Linked DNA regions of Homo sapiens: region 2 is linked to region 1. The links are chromatin contacts, found by Hi-C in ENCODE. All regions are on one chromosome and are shown on one strand. The core of a region is the stretch at or near the end of the contact, and the rest is flanking DNA. Distances in the headings are between cores, read along the strand shown. Region 1 holds the start of OLFML3 (olfactomedin like 3). Region 2 holds the start of SIKE1 (suppressor of IKBKE 1).

What was found. Hi-C counts contacts between places; a loop is a spot of excess contacts on that map. Pooled maps may share reads with other maps.
Region 2: a loop to region 1 is called in a pooled map, with 2.5 times the contacts of the local background. The contact joins the promoter of SIKE1 here to the promoter of OLFML3 in region 1. A Hi-C loop is called at or near these places in 4 of 50 pooled maps.

Annotation. Positions count from the first base shown.
Region 1 is chr1:113,976,207-113,983,512 of GRCh38, reverse strand. OLFML3 (olfactomedin like 3) reads right to left here and starts at 4,039. Exons shown (of 3, transcript NM_020190.5): 1 at 3,883-4,039; 2 at 2,896-3,181; 3 at 1,260-2,564. The coding sequence starts at 3,996. The coding sequence ends at 1,744. It overlaps HIPK1 (homeodomain interacting protein kinase 1), which reads right to left. Exons shown (of 16, transcript NM_198268.3): 16 at 5,644-7,306. RefSeq lists enhancers at 1-206, 1,462-2,294, 3,962-4,795, 6,101-6,678.
Region 2 is chr1:114,776,084-114,783,389 of GRCh38, reverse strand. SIKE1 (suppressor of IKBKE 1) reads left to right here and starts at 2,705. Exons shown (of 5, transcript NM_025073.3): 1 at 2,705-2,941; 2 at 3,175-3,280; 3 at 4,106-4,248; 4 at 6,931-7,044. The coding sequence starts at 2,783. RefSeq lists enhancers at 2,323-2,442, 2,683-2,922, 2,387-2,952, 2,953-3,519.

The sequences.
Region 1 (7,306 bases), core at 2,790-5,289:
GGTGATTACTGTTGCCAGCCCCACATTAGGAGAGAATTCAATGGGAGAGAGCCCCTGCCCGCCCCGGTCTCCCTATAATAGCGCCTTTCTGAGGTGCTTCACTGTCTTTCTTTCCCCATCCTCATCAACCTACGTCTGGAGCAGCTCTGCCTGAGGAGAAAAGAAAAGAAGATAAAGGGAGGCTCACAGGGCCCTGACTGAGCCACCCCACCTGGGGCGGGAAGGAGGGCTGTGCTTTGGGGAGAAGGCTGTGCCCCCTTCCCGCACTTGGCTAGAGCAAATAACCAAGAGGACCCCCAGGCATGCCTGAGGTGGACTCCTCATGAAAGCAGTGGATCCTGCCCATCAGCCAGCCTTGCCCCTGCGAGCTGAGCATGCAGCAGTGAGGGTGAGGCTGGGGTGGGGGCCTGGTGCAGAAATCAGCAGATTCCTGGAGACTGGAGTCCAAAGCCTGGAGCCTTCCTCCTCCTCTCCCTTCTCCCTTCCCTCTTCCCCACATTACGCTCTGCAATCCAACGCCAGAGGCCAGGGTATGGGCCAGAGAGGGTTAAGTTTCCAGAAGTCCTGACGGGCTTCAGCCAGGTTCAGGGCTGGAGTGGGTAGGTGAGGGTGATGAGAGTGGAGAAAAGGAAAGCAAGAATAGGCTGCAGACCGTGTAAGGCCAACATCTGGGACACGGTCACTGCCCCTCCTCCCTGCACAAACCGCAGACGCCGTGGCAGCAGGAAAATCAGAGCGGTCCAGACCAAGAATGATTGTGCAACCTGGCCCTGCAGGAGCACAACGCTGGAGGTGGGAGTGGAGGTCTGGGGTGCGGGGCAGAGTCCACTTTAGAGGGGAGACTTCAGTTCTTACTAAAAACACAGGCATTCAGGGCTCTGGTTTCCACACTAGAATGCAATGCAACTAACATGCATTTTGTAGTTCAAAATCCTCTGAGAATCGGAACTGGAATCTCTGCCCTGGGCCCCAGTGTCTCACAGCCAGAGGCACGGTGCCACTGAGGTTCTAGGATGGCTGCTGTGGATTGGCTGCTGTGGATGGCGGTGGGTGTGGAAGGAGGCCTTTCGTCCAGCCTCCTAAAGTGGCGGGATTCTGCCACCTCCCCCAGGCGCCTCACAGTAAACTCTTCCTCAGCAAAGGGAGCCCCGCCCAAGTCTTTAATATGGCTCAAGGAGTGGGGATGGGTTGGGAGGGAGAAACTGGATGGTCAGGGGGAAGTTTGATCTGAGGGCTACCCCAAACAAACACAGGAGAGGAGCAGTGGATTTTCCTTTTAATGCAAAATGTTGCAATACAAAACAATGTGGAGAAAGTCCTGTTCCTCAGGACACTGAAGGGAGGAGTGAGGAAGAGAGGACAGAGCTGGACGTCTCCTCCTATTTCTCCCTCCCCAAGTCACTCTGAGGGGAAGAACACTGCTGCCTGCTCCCTGGGCCTGCCCGCATACAAGGTTAGAGCCCTGGGTCTGGGGCATCCTTAGCCTGAAATTTGTTGACATGGGGCAGGAGAGCAGGAGGGAACATTGAGGGTTTTGACTCTTCGGGCTCTAAAAGGATTACTCAGGATCTGGAGTTCCGTATGAAACAAAGGAGCTGAAAGAATTTGATTGCCATTGGCTAAAAATATAGAGGATTTGAGCCACAACTGGCCCACATTTGAAGAATGAGGAACAAGAAATTTAGTGGGGATATAATATAAATGTATGGGAGTGAGAAAGATGCAAAAAACAAGGCTAGCTCCTCAAACCTCCTCCTCTTTCTTCCTCATCTCCAGCTTATAGACAATCTGGTAGCCATCATCCCAGGCATAGAGCTGGCGTTCTCGGGGGTTATAGCGGAGGCTGGCATGGGCACCATATCTGCGGGGAAAATAAGGGAGTGCTGCCCGTTCAGGGGTCAGGGTGCCGCTGGCATCAAAGGAGCACTGGATGCGGGCCCGACTGGCAGGACGGGTGTTATAGACGACATAGAGGGTCCCACAGATGACAAAGGCAGCCTCAGCATTCTCTCTGGGACATGGTGTGTCCCACTGCTGCTCTGTGTCCAGTGTCTGTGGATCTAACTTGGCCAGACACAAGTGCCTGTCATCCTCCCGGGTGGCATAGACAGCCCAAAGACCTTCCTCATCAGCTGCCAGGTCGATGTAGGTGTCTGCTGTCAAGCCGTAGGGGGGGATCAGCCCCTCTGCTGGGAATACTGAGCTGTCCACCACTGTTCGGTTTGCCAGGTGGAATTTGATTAGCTGCAAAGTGTTCTCCATCTCACCACCTCCACCAGGTCTTCCAGGAGGCCTCCGAGCAAAATAAAGAAAGCCACCATATACCAGCTGCCCTGTGCCTACCCAGGGGAAGGGCACCCGGACTCGGGAAGCTTTCCGGGCAGCCATGGCAAGGGTGAAGTCACGCAGCCTTGGGAAGACAAAGGCTGTGTCATTCTGTGTCCCATCTAACACGTAGATCTTCTCTGTTTGCCCCAGTGGATCCTTGGTCCATAGACCAGCTGGGCCACCAAATCGCTTCAGAATCTTCATTGATCTCACTTGAGAGATTGTGTAGCCACAGTCTGATGAGAAAAGCACAGGAAAAGGAAATAGAGGCAAGAATTAGATGCCTCCAGCAGGAACTCCCCCAGGGTGGGTGATCTGGAGAATAGTGAGCATTTGCCCAGTGGTTGCCTCCAATCTTAGGGAGAATTGAGAAAGAGCGGGTACCACAGCGGCCTGGATCCCCAGAACCTCTCCTTAATAGACCTGGCATTACAGAGGTTTCCCTAAAACAGATTCCAGAAGACAGAGCCACAATGGACTGGGACAAAGCGAAAAAAAGAGTAAGAAGCAAGGAAGGAAGAATATCGGTTCTGAGAAGAGTTAGGGGCCTGCTTTCAGATTATTTACCTGTCACCATATCGTACTTCTCATTCCTTCTTCCCTTGCCTTTGGTCCCAGGGCCTCCAGTCACCTTCTCATCAAACTCTACACAGGGCAGAGCTGGGTTCTGGGTCTCCAGATAGTCTACCTCCCGCTCCAGACGATCCACTCTCCCGGAGATGGTGTCGGCCTCAGTTCTGAGTGCCTCCCGCTCCTTCTCTGCCACCTCCAGCAGTGGCAGCATCTTGTTCTTGAAGTCCCGCAGCTCAGCAGCATGCCGACTACTCTGGTCCTGGCACTGGGCCAGCCGTTCCTGAAGGGATGGGGGATCAGGAGGGAGGCTGCAGGGTTACAACTCCCAGGCAGGGAGAGGCCCAACTCGGGAGTCAGGAATGGGAAAAAAAGAGCAAACTCAGCCAGGCTTCAATATCCCCTTCCACTCCTGCAGAAAAGGAAACCAGATGTGCAGAGGTGCTAAATGTGCAAAGAGCCTAGCTGAGATTCACCTAGGCCCCTACCCCGACTCCATGTCCTCCAGCCTGTGTTCTCTGTGAGCAGTGCCACTGAGCCATCTGAGCCTCTAGGCAGGTCTAAGCGCATGAAGGTGTGAAGAGGTCTCTGCTCCCTTAGCAATTATCCTCTCGGACACTAAAATGCTACGGATCTCAACCTGTTAAAAAGACAGGAAGTTATAGATTCCCCGGGAACCTCCAACTTCAACAGAATCATCACCTTCTCTGGAGATGCAGCCCCACAATTTTGGCTCTCGTTTCCACTCTGCCCCCTTATTCTATCTAATCCCAGAGGTAAAACGCAAAAGTCGATTTGCTTTGGAATTGTTCTATGTGGGGTAAGAGGAGGGCTTGTCATTCCGAAGGTCCTCTTATTAAGAGAGAATTTTCTGTAGACTCTAACAGAGCCCTTTCTTGTTATCCCCAGATCCCTAACAAACTGGTTGAACCAATAGCCCTGGAATCCTTCTAGGCGGGGCTAGAAGAGAAAGGGGTCCCTCACCTCTAAAGCAGCTAGTCGGCGTTCCATGTACTCCACAAGGTGGTGCTGCTGTCCTTGGAGGGGTCCCGACCATGACAAAAGGAACAAGATGAGGAGAGGGGTGCTGGGCCCCATGGCAGCCTGGAGAGTGGTGCCAGAGTAGAAGGAACGTACAGTCAGCCTCTTCCCCTCAAGCCCGAGGGTTAGCTTTGGAGGCGGGGTGGGGGCGGTGCCTTCTCTCCTGATCTCTGGGTCTCTCTCACTACTCTGGAATGCTTTCAGTTCTCTTTACAACCCCCACCCCCTCCTTTCCGCCAGGATTGATCAAACACAGATGGCCCCATTGCACAGCAGCCAGAAGCCTTAACCACCTCCCGCCTAGGCTGTAGGGTCCTCTGGAGGGGAAAGAGATGGAAACCCGAAAGCAGAGGCCTTCTAGGCAGTCAAGCAGGGAAGCTAGCTGCAGAAAGCAGAGACCCCAGAGAAAACTCAGCAAACGCCATTCCTGTTTTAGGAAAGTTTCACCAGTGCTGACTTAAGAAACTGACATTTTTCATTAATCTTTCCCTTTCCCTGCAATAGAGTGGGTTTTCAGCCTTGTTCAGTAGAAGCTGGGAGCTGGGGAGGTGAGGCTTGAAGGGAGGAAGCAGGAAAACAATGGCCCAAGTGGTCAAGCCCAACTTATTCTAAAGCTCATTGGCGCCACCTTGTGCTAAGCAGCTGGTGTCATCTCTCATGATAATACAGAAACTAAGGCTTAGACTTCACCCCATGAGGAAAATTTTCCACAAAAGCCAAATATATTGAATTTACAGGGGTTTTCACCACTGAAATGCATATTTCCCCCAAGACTATCCAATTACTACTTTGGGGGCTATGCAAATATCTGATTTAGCCCAAGGAAGAAAATATAACTGAGATTAAAAAAAAAAAAAAAACAGGTCACTGAGAAGTTAGTAAATTAACTCGATCGTCTGGAAGTTAAGGCTGACAGCAGCGCTGTTTTACATGGCTTTCCTTTGCTTGAAAGAGGCCAGATATAGTCTCTCACCAAAACTGAGGAGTGTTCAGTGAGTTCACACTAATTTACTATACATTCATGTATTGCGGGGGGGCGGAATCTGATATATATATATATGTTGTTGCAGTCTAGATCAATGTATTCTGACTTCCTTACCACTGGGAGAAAAGACTATTGGTTATTTCTCTTGGTTGTGGTCCAAAAGGGTATTTCTGAGTGTTTCTCATTTCTATATCCCAACTAAGGCTGCAGGAGCCCAAAATGAATTAATGGCCACCATAAGGTAGACTTGGGCCATAAGGTAGACACACGGGCCGAAAAAAAAAATCAAATAGAGCATTTACTCAGAGACCTGCAGTCATTAATCGAAACAAACCCCTATTTCTTTATCGGGAGAAATTCTATTCACTTTAGAATCAACAGAATCTGATGAGAGGTTCCTTCTGTAAAAAGGACCATGACTCTAACAGTACAGTTTGAAAGGAGGGGAAAAATAGCAGCTTCCTGTGGTTACTCATCTTTTCATTCTGCTACTGCTATCTGGCAAAACATATGAGGAAACAAAGCTTAATTAGCCGGTCTCAGAAGTCTTCTACCTCTTTCAAAGGGTCAGATCCAGATGATGTGAAGTAAGGACCCTGGACACTGCATTCTTGGGAAGTATTCCCTGCCAAACCCTATTCATTTCCAGTATGGAGATTTGTGTGAAGAATGAAATTGTCTCTAGTACTCTACTGATGTTCAAATACAATATGCTTAGCCACTTTCAAAGATGTCATTTATTGATCCCCTTTATATCCTATAACAGAAGTCAAAAACAGCCACATAAGTCAGAAAATTTACCCATTTTATTGATGCATTGCAATTGCTCTACATTTTACCATATTATGTAGAAAATACTGAAAATACAAGCTACTTTGTAAAACCAAAGACAAACATTGAATCCAAAGATAAACTATGTTTTACACAATGGACCCTTTTCCCATAGTTAGTATTAAATTTTAAATATCTATTTCTTTTGTTAAAATGATTATTTTACATACTCCCTAAGTACATCTGCATTACAAACATAGCTCAGTAATTCTCAGAAACTATCTGTTTCTAGAGGCTTGTTGTAAAAGAAAGCGCACAACCAAAAAAAGGGAGAAAGCAAAAAAAGTTTAAATCGCACACAATAACTAGCATATCAAATACATTTAATAAAGTAGGAATTCCATTGCAATATCAAGGATTCAAAGCAGAAATACTAACATTACATATAATGTACATATAATGTACTGCTACATGTAGTGAGATTATTTTTCAAGCTGAATTGAAACCACACATTATATAAAGTTTAGCAACAAACAACCATGTAGACATGCTGCACCATCTATCAGTTAAAAAAAAAAAAAATCAAAATAGGAAGCAGGCTCGGGCCACTCCTGTCACTGAGAGGCAATTTCATTTCCTATCCTAAAACAAACCATCTCAACTAGTGAATTTTTGCATAATAATGCTGAACAAAACACACATTACTGTGCTTGCCTGGCTAAGGGCAGTCAAGCTTAGCCCCTCTAGTGGAGGACAATGGATGAGCAATCACAAAAGCAGGCTCAGAATGGCCAGAACTGTTTGAAATGGAGTTCTTATTCCTGGGGTTGGTATTTCAGCTGAGCACTGAAAATAATATCACCTCCTGGGAGCTATTAAAAACTCTGGAGTGACCAAGTGTCCCTATGAGCCCAGAGTGGCTACACTGAACCCTTCTCCGCTTCTTCTCTCACCCGGAAAGGAAGAAGTTGGAAATGCCAAGTTCTGAGAGAGGACTTAAAGCCTTAAGCTGGTTTGAGGTCAGGTCACTGTGACCCAGGCCAGCTGCTCACTAAATTCACCAGGCTTCCTCCCTTCCTGTCAGGGCCAACAGGGCTAACCCCAGGGACAGAATCTAAAGCCACAGTGAGCACATACATACACATTCAGCAGACACAGGTGGATTTTTATGCTGGAAAATCGGAAATGCCAGTTTGCAGACTAAGACTGAAAAATCTCTAGTTTTTAAAGCCACACACTGCTAGGCAAGTGACTAAGGTAACAATACAAGCTCTTGGTATTATCCTTTTCTGTGGAGTTTAGACTCCTATCTTAAGTGGTATCTGCTTATTGGACTGGGGTGCAGGAATGGGATTTGGTTTTCTTTCCTGCATCTCATTTCTTACAAAAACAACAAATCTTGTCCCTTACAGAAAAAAGACAAGGAACAAAAAATTTGTCCTTTAGAAACTAGACCTGTGTTCCAACAAGAAAATCAGAATGTGCTTGGCAAAAAGGAGACACAAAGATCACACATGTTGACCAGAAAACTGTATGACACTAGTGACAGAAATTATACAAACTGCTTGGCTATCTTGACCAATATAGTGCTGAAAACACAACTCAATATAA
Region 2 (7,306 bases), core at 1,456-3,955, 800 kb before region 1:
AGTGTTTTCCTCCAATATAACTTGATTCTGTACTCCCGGCTTTTCTTGATATGTGATTTTCGTTGTAATCAGGAAACTTCTCACGCAATTGCTCAGAGAGATGTATTCCCTTGCTATACTCATAAGCATGAATACACTCTTCTTGTGTCTGATTAAATTCAAGCACTTTTTTCAAGTATGACTTTCAGGTTACCTACATGGTCTTCCCATAAGGAGAAGCAGTCACACAGCAGAAGGGGTTTTTTGCCTGTGTAGTAACTTGCTTAAGAAACAAGATTTTAATGTTTTATCAAATAATTCCCATGCTCTCTTTAATGGGTTTTTAATTGCCTAGAAAAACTGAGATTTAAAAGGGTTCAGGTTTTTATGTCCTGGTAACCTTCTCAATTGCCTTTAAAGTCTTTAATTATCAGTTTGGTTAAATGAGTAACTATTATTTTTACAATGAATATTATCTTGTTTTGATCAAATGTTTTGAGGCTTTTAAAATCTTTGACCAATGTCCTCAAAATCAAAATCGTAAATTAAGTCTCTGACTTATTGCTGGGGTTTATCGAAGCTATAAAAATTAATCACTGCAAGGTTGTAAAATATTTTTACAGCTTCCAGTCAGGTCATAGACTCCGGTATCACACCTCCAGCTCCTTGAAAAGGTCCTTATCAGGTGATATTAACTAATCCTTGTGCTTTTAAGTTATAGGGACTTACACATATCTCATCCAAAGAAGGCATCAACTCCTGCCAGTATCTGACACTAAACTGCAATTAACCAAAGCCTCATCGTTAGACTCAGGCAAAGGCGACAAAGTAAACTGCTTTCATGAGACACAGGGACAGTCTTGTGTTCAAAAATATTAAGATTCATTTAACAATTCTGCCTCTATCTGAATTAATATAATTTATTCTGTGCCTTGATACTAAATAATTTAAGTGTTTAGCTACCTATGAACTTCTTTTCCTGTTATTCTCAAAACTAGGCAGGGTTTATGACCTTTGTGTTTGAAATGTTGTTAATTCTTTCTGTTTTGTTTTACCTACAAAAGTTGAAACTCTTCAATCCCGCCATGCCTAGAGACTATAACGTAATGTTGTAAGGGCCAGTATTGAGAGCTAAAATTAGTTCAGACCCTACAAATCAAGGATGACACAGATGCCAAAACAGCTAAACAAAATGCTTGCATTTTGTATAGCTAATTGCAACAAGCCAAGATTACAGCAGCTCAATGCATAGAATTTATAGATAAGTCAATTTTGTAACCCTTGCCTTTTGGTTTTTGCCTCTTAACATTGCTTAAGAGGGGTTTTAAGGTTAATGAGTGCCTGCCCACCTCCTTCCCATCTGACCTAGAACGTTTAATTGGCTGTAACTCTTTTGACTCTAAGTCAGTTGGCCGCAGGAGGGACATGATGGACTCAGGGCAGGTAGCACACCACCCTGGCATTGATATGGGACAAAATTAAAGTTTGGACACTGATACTGTCTCTGGGATACCTTGACCAAAAAAAAAAAAAAAGTGGAATGCTGTTTTGAAGGCATGAGCCTAGCCATTCCCCATCTGCGAGCATTTGATTAGTAAAGCTTTCACCACAGGTCACTTCTCATGTTTTTGGCCTCTAGGCAGCAAGCAGCCAGACGTGAGCCAGTTGCAATAGCAGCATTATTGACAATAGCAAAAGGTGGAAGCAACCCAACTGTCCATCCACGGATGAATGGATAAACAAAACGTGGTATATATATATTATTCAGCCTTAAAAAGGAAGGAAATTCTAACATATGCTACTATATGGATGAAACTCGTGGACATTACACTAAGTGAAATAAGGCAGTTATATAAATACAAATGCTGTATGATTTCACTCATGTCAGGTACCCAGAATAGTCAGATTTGTAGAGACACAAAGTAGAATGGTGGCTGCCAGGAGCTGGGGATAAGGAAGAATGAGGAATTATTGTTTAATGAGTACAGAACTTCAGTACTGCAAGATGAAAGAGTTCTAGAGATGGATGCTGATGGTGGCTGTATAACAATATGAATGTACAACTGAACTGTACACTTATAAATGGCTGAGATATTAAATTTTATGTGTATTTTGCCACAATTTAAAAAAAATTAAATGAAAGTAGGCCAGGCGCGGGGGCTCACACCTGTAATCCCAGCACTTTGGGAGGCCGAGGCGGGCGGATCACTTGAGGTCAGGAGTTCGAAACCGGCCTGGCCAACATGTGAAACCCCGTTTCTACTAAAAATAGAAAAATCAGCCGGCGTGGTGGCGCATGCCTGTAATCCCAGCTACTCGAGAGGCTGAGGCAGGAGAATCGCTTGAACCCTGGAGGCAGAGGTTGCAATGAGCCAAGATCGCGCCACTGCACTCCAGCCTGGACAAGAGCAAGATTCCGTCTCAAAAAAGAAAAAAATAATGAAAATAAAAAGAAACTAACTGTGACTGAAGAACAACCCACATCAATGAAAACCAGTAGGGAAAGGAGACCTTCCCACTGCCCAGCTAATCATAGCCTGACCACCAGGCTGTGGTAACTGGAAACCAACGGCGTGGCAAGTGTAGGTCTGGGGCTCCGCGCAAGGAAGGACTGCAAGGAAGCCGCAGGTTAAAGCGGGTCAACCCGCAAAATAGGCTGCCACTGCGCAGGCGCCCATTGCGCCTACCAAGACACCTTGTAAACGTGCCCGGAAATGACGCCTGTAATGCTGAGACAGACTCCCAGAAGATCTGAGCGAGTCGCGTAGCTGAGCCCGGCAGGGGCTGGGGTGGTGCTGCTGCTATGAGCTGCACCATCGAGAAGATCCTGACAGACGCCAAGACGCTGCTGGAGAGGCTACGGGAGCACGATGCGGCCGCCGAGTCGCTGGTGGATCAGTCGGCGGCGCTGCACCGGCGGGTAGCAGCTATGCGGGAGGCGGGGACAGCGCTTCCGGACCAGGTCAGGCAGAGGGTAGGAGTCCAGTGCTCTCGGATTCTGGGCACTGAAGGGTGGAGAGCGAGGTAAAGTGGGAACTCGGCCTGGAATTTATTCCCGGTCTCAGAGGGCGGCGGTGAGACCATTTTCCTGGGTCGGGGCTGAGAATCCTGCCCTGGAGCCCTAACTTCTGCCTCTTCAGTTGCATCTGCCGCTGTTCTCTTTAAGGCATGCTTAGTCTGTCTCTATTTGTCCAGTATCAAGAGGATGCATCCGATATGAAGGACATGTCCAAATACAAACCTCACATTCTGCTGTCCCAAGAGAACACACAGATTAGAGACTTGCAACAGGAAAACAGAGGTTAGTCAGGCCTTTTCATATCTGGTAATAGTTTAAAGTTATTGCAAAATTGCCCTAAACATTTACAAAAGTGTACATATATTTCCAGGTCAGTACTTTTAGTAGGAGAGTCCTCCTGATCTGGCCCAGTAACAATAAAGTTTGTTAGATTACCCTTTTCAAGGTCATCTGACTAATATTGCAGCAGCTTACCAAAGAGGTGCTGTGTAGAGTTGGTATTATTGCATGGTTTATTTTTAAGCATCCTCAGATGTGTAACAAAAGAGTTCATAGCCTCATGGACTTAAAATTTAATGTTTAAGTATTAATATAAACACTGAAGGTAAGATTTAAGGTTTTGTTTATGTTCTTGTTTGTGCAAGGTGAAGCAGCAGAATTTTATTCTAAGGGTATATATTCTTAGGCTTGATTAGTACATTATTAATGATTGTGGTATTAATAGTTGTTTACCAGAGGGGTTTCACATATATCATTCTACTGTATTCTCATATCTTCATTTTTATCTACCACAATGCAGTTAAGAAATAGGCTCAGAAGAAGCTAAATGATTTACTTATGAGTATTAACCAAGCAAGTTACAGAACTGAACTCAAACACATGTCTTCTGATGATACATCCATTGTTGTTTCTGCAAGACTTTGCTTCTCTGCCTAGAAAGTTACCTTTCACATAGACTTTAACTGTTCAGTTTTGCGGACTTAAACATTGATTTACAACTTTAGATTCATATTATCTATATAGTGTTACAAAATTCCAACTGTTAAGACTTTGGATTTGGGAACTGTCTCTCAGACATCACTGCCAAGTTCTTTTATTTTTTGACAGAGCTATGGATTTCCTTGGAGGAACACCAGGATGCTTTGGAACTTATCATGAGCAAATATCGGAAACAGATGTTACAGTTAATGGTTGCTAAAAAAGCGGTGGATGCTGAACCAGTCCTGAAAGCTCACCAGTCTCACTCTGCAGTAAGAAACTTTGAATAAATTCGAAATGAACCAAATTGAAATCTTGAGATTGTTTTAGATTGTGTGCTTGTTTTTTTGCTTTGTGAGATAGGGTCTGGCTCTTGTCGACCAGGCCGTGGTGTAATGGCACGATCTCGGCTCACTGCAACCTCTGCCTCCTGGGCTCAAGCCATCGTCTCACCTCTGCCTCCGGAGCAGCTGGGACTACAGGTGCACACCACCACGCCCTGTTAATTTTTGTGGGGTTGTTTGTTTGTTTGTTTGTTTGTTTGTTTTTTGGTAGAGATGACATTTCGCCATGTTGCCCAGGCTGGTCTGAAACTCCTGGGCTCAAGCGATCCACCCACGTTAGCCTTCCAAAGTGCTGGGATTATAGGCATGAACCACTGCGCCTGGCCATGTGTGCTTGTTTTTGAAGAAAAGTAAGCTCATTTTCCTTTCATGTTTATCACATTTGTTGTTTATTTTGCCATGGCTTTGTAAAGATATGAATAGAAAGAAGGAGGATAGGGGCTGCTCAGATCCTTTTATTTGAGTGGGACTAAGGTTCCCCCTCCCTCACCAAGATCTCTTTTGAAAATGTTCATTAATTCTTAGCGCTCCCACCAAACATAATGCCAGTTAGTGTTGAAGCTGCCTGGTAAACACTTGGTTGGTTATTACTTATACATTTAACTTAAGCTCCTTGCTTGTAAGGCGCATGAATTCACATTTTATTCCTAACATAGTACCTGACATACAGCAGGCAGTCAGTAAACCTTTTATAAACTGAACCACATAGTATCATACTATGTTGTTAGGGGAGAGAAGTATGGTTTTTTAAAAAAACAAACATGGCATAGTTTCTGTTCTTTGCTAATTTGGGAGACTCAGTAATTGTTCTTATGTTTATAGGTGCTTCATGGTTGTCATTGTACATTCTTGTGTACTGTATCATTTAATTCTAGATGTATAGGGTTGGAGCCTACTACTTCTGTGAGATGTAGTGAAATATAAGCTTCATCTTAAATTCCATTGAATGCATTTTACTGACTTAAAAGTTTTAGGAAACAGATATTTTAAATATTTGAATGGCTTTCATCTGGAAGAGAAAAATAGATTTTCTTCTCGTATGGAGGAAAAAACTTGAACCTTGAAAGAGACAGAGTTTACTCAGATAGATAAACTTTCTAAGTGATATGTCCAAAGATGGAATAAAGCACCTTGGAATGTAGTAAGCTTCCTGCCAGTAAAAGTATTCAAATTTAAGTTAAACAGCCACTTAGAGATAGTATCCAACATCCAATGGGTAGTTAAACTACAATTGATTTTTTTTTTCCATTTCAAATCTTTTTATTGGAGTGTGGACCTACTGGGGGATTGATGCACTGGACATAGATAATTTTCAGAAATGAAAATAACATTGCTTGCATCGAATCAGATTTCACCCACAAAAATGACTAAGGCCTTACCAGAGTTGGCATTGGATGAAACCTTAGTCCTTTATGGAAAGGGAATCATGTGGCCTTCTATTTCTGAAATAGACTAAAGATTACTCATTTATTCTCTGCAATTACAGCCATCAGATCCTTTGAAATCTTGGAAGGCATGAGATGATGACATGAGTGTAACACAAATCCATATTGAAGAGCCCAGTATTTTAAAATTCCCCATGTTCACATACCAAAGGGTTACTTATGAGCTGATGCATATCACAGATAACCATATGATTATCAACTTGATGTCTGGGCAAAGAGCGAAAACAGAAAATGCATTCTACTCTTCACTTCTTGGTTTTAAATATAAGAAACATTATATATATTTTAAAAAACTGTATTCCTTAGTAGTGGTATCAATAGAACATATACAACTGGAATGAGGATCCCCTTAAGGAGGCCTTTTTTTTGTTTGTTTTTTAAATAAGTTCTAGGGTACATGTGCAAAACGTGCAGGTTTGTTAACATATGTATACATGTGCCATGATGGTGTGCTGCACCCATTAACTCGTCCTTTACATTAGGTATTCCTCCTAATGCTATCCGTCCCCACTCCCCCAACCCTATGACAGGCCCCGGTGTGTGATGTTCCCCACCCTGTGTCCAAGTGTTCTCATTGTTCAATTCCCACCTATGAGTGAGAACATGCGGTGTTTGGTTTTCTGTCTTTGTGATAGTTTGCTCAGAATGATGGTTTCCAGCTTCATCCATGTCCCTACAAAGGACATGAACTCATCCTTTTTTATGGCTGCATAGTATTCCATGGTATATATGTGCCACATTTTCTTAATCCAGTCTATCATTGATGGACATTTGGGTTGGTTCCAAGTCTTTGCTATTGTGAATAGTGCCGCAATAAACATGTGTGCATGTGTCTTTATAGTAGCATGATTTACAATCCTTTGGGTATATACCCAGTAATGGGATTGCTGGGTCAAATGGTATTTCTAGTTCTAGATCCTTGAGGAATCACCACACTGTCTTCCACAATTGATTTTTTGAAAGAAAAAAAAAAAAATATCCGTGAATACAAGGTCACTTTACTATGGCTTCATGTCTGAGGACTAAAATTGTAGGGAAACTCCATTGTAACTTCTGTATCATAGATTAAATGAACTTTTAAAAATCGTAATGCACATGCTTTTACGTTCTTTATATCTACAGAACAGGTGATTTTTCCACCTTTGTTTCCTTAATATCTTCACAGGAAATTGAGAGTCAGATTGACAGAATCTGTGAAATGGGAGAAGTGATGAGGAAAGCAGTTCAGGTGGATGATGACCAGTTTTGTAAGATTCAGGAAAAATTAGCCCAATTAGAGGTAAGATTGTAGCTAATTTAGGTTCACAGTATTTCATAGTTTTCCGAGTCTGGAAGATATGCCATCACTATCCCATCACTGTAATATATTGATGTTTTCTGTGTGCTCATGATTTAAAATTAAAACTCCTCCTTCATACCCTTTTATACCCTTTTGAAGAAAGGAAATATAGTAAACAGCAATCAATGGAAATACCAACTATGTATTGGCAAGAACTTGAGGTATTATCATATGGGAAGGTAGAGGGAGTGGAGGGGAGAAG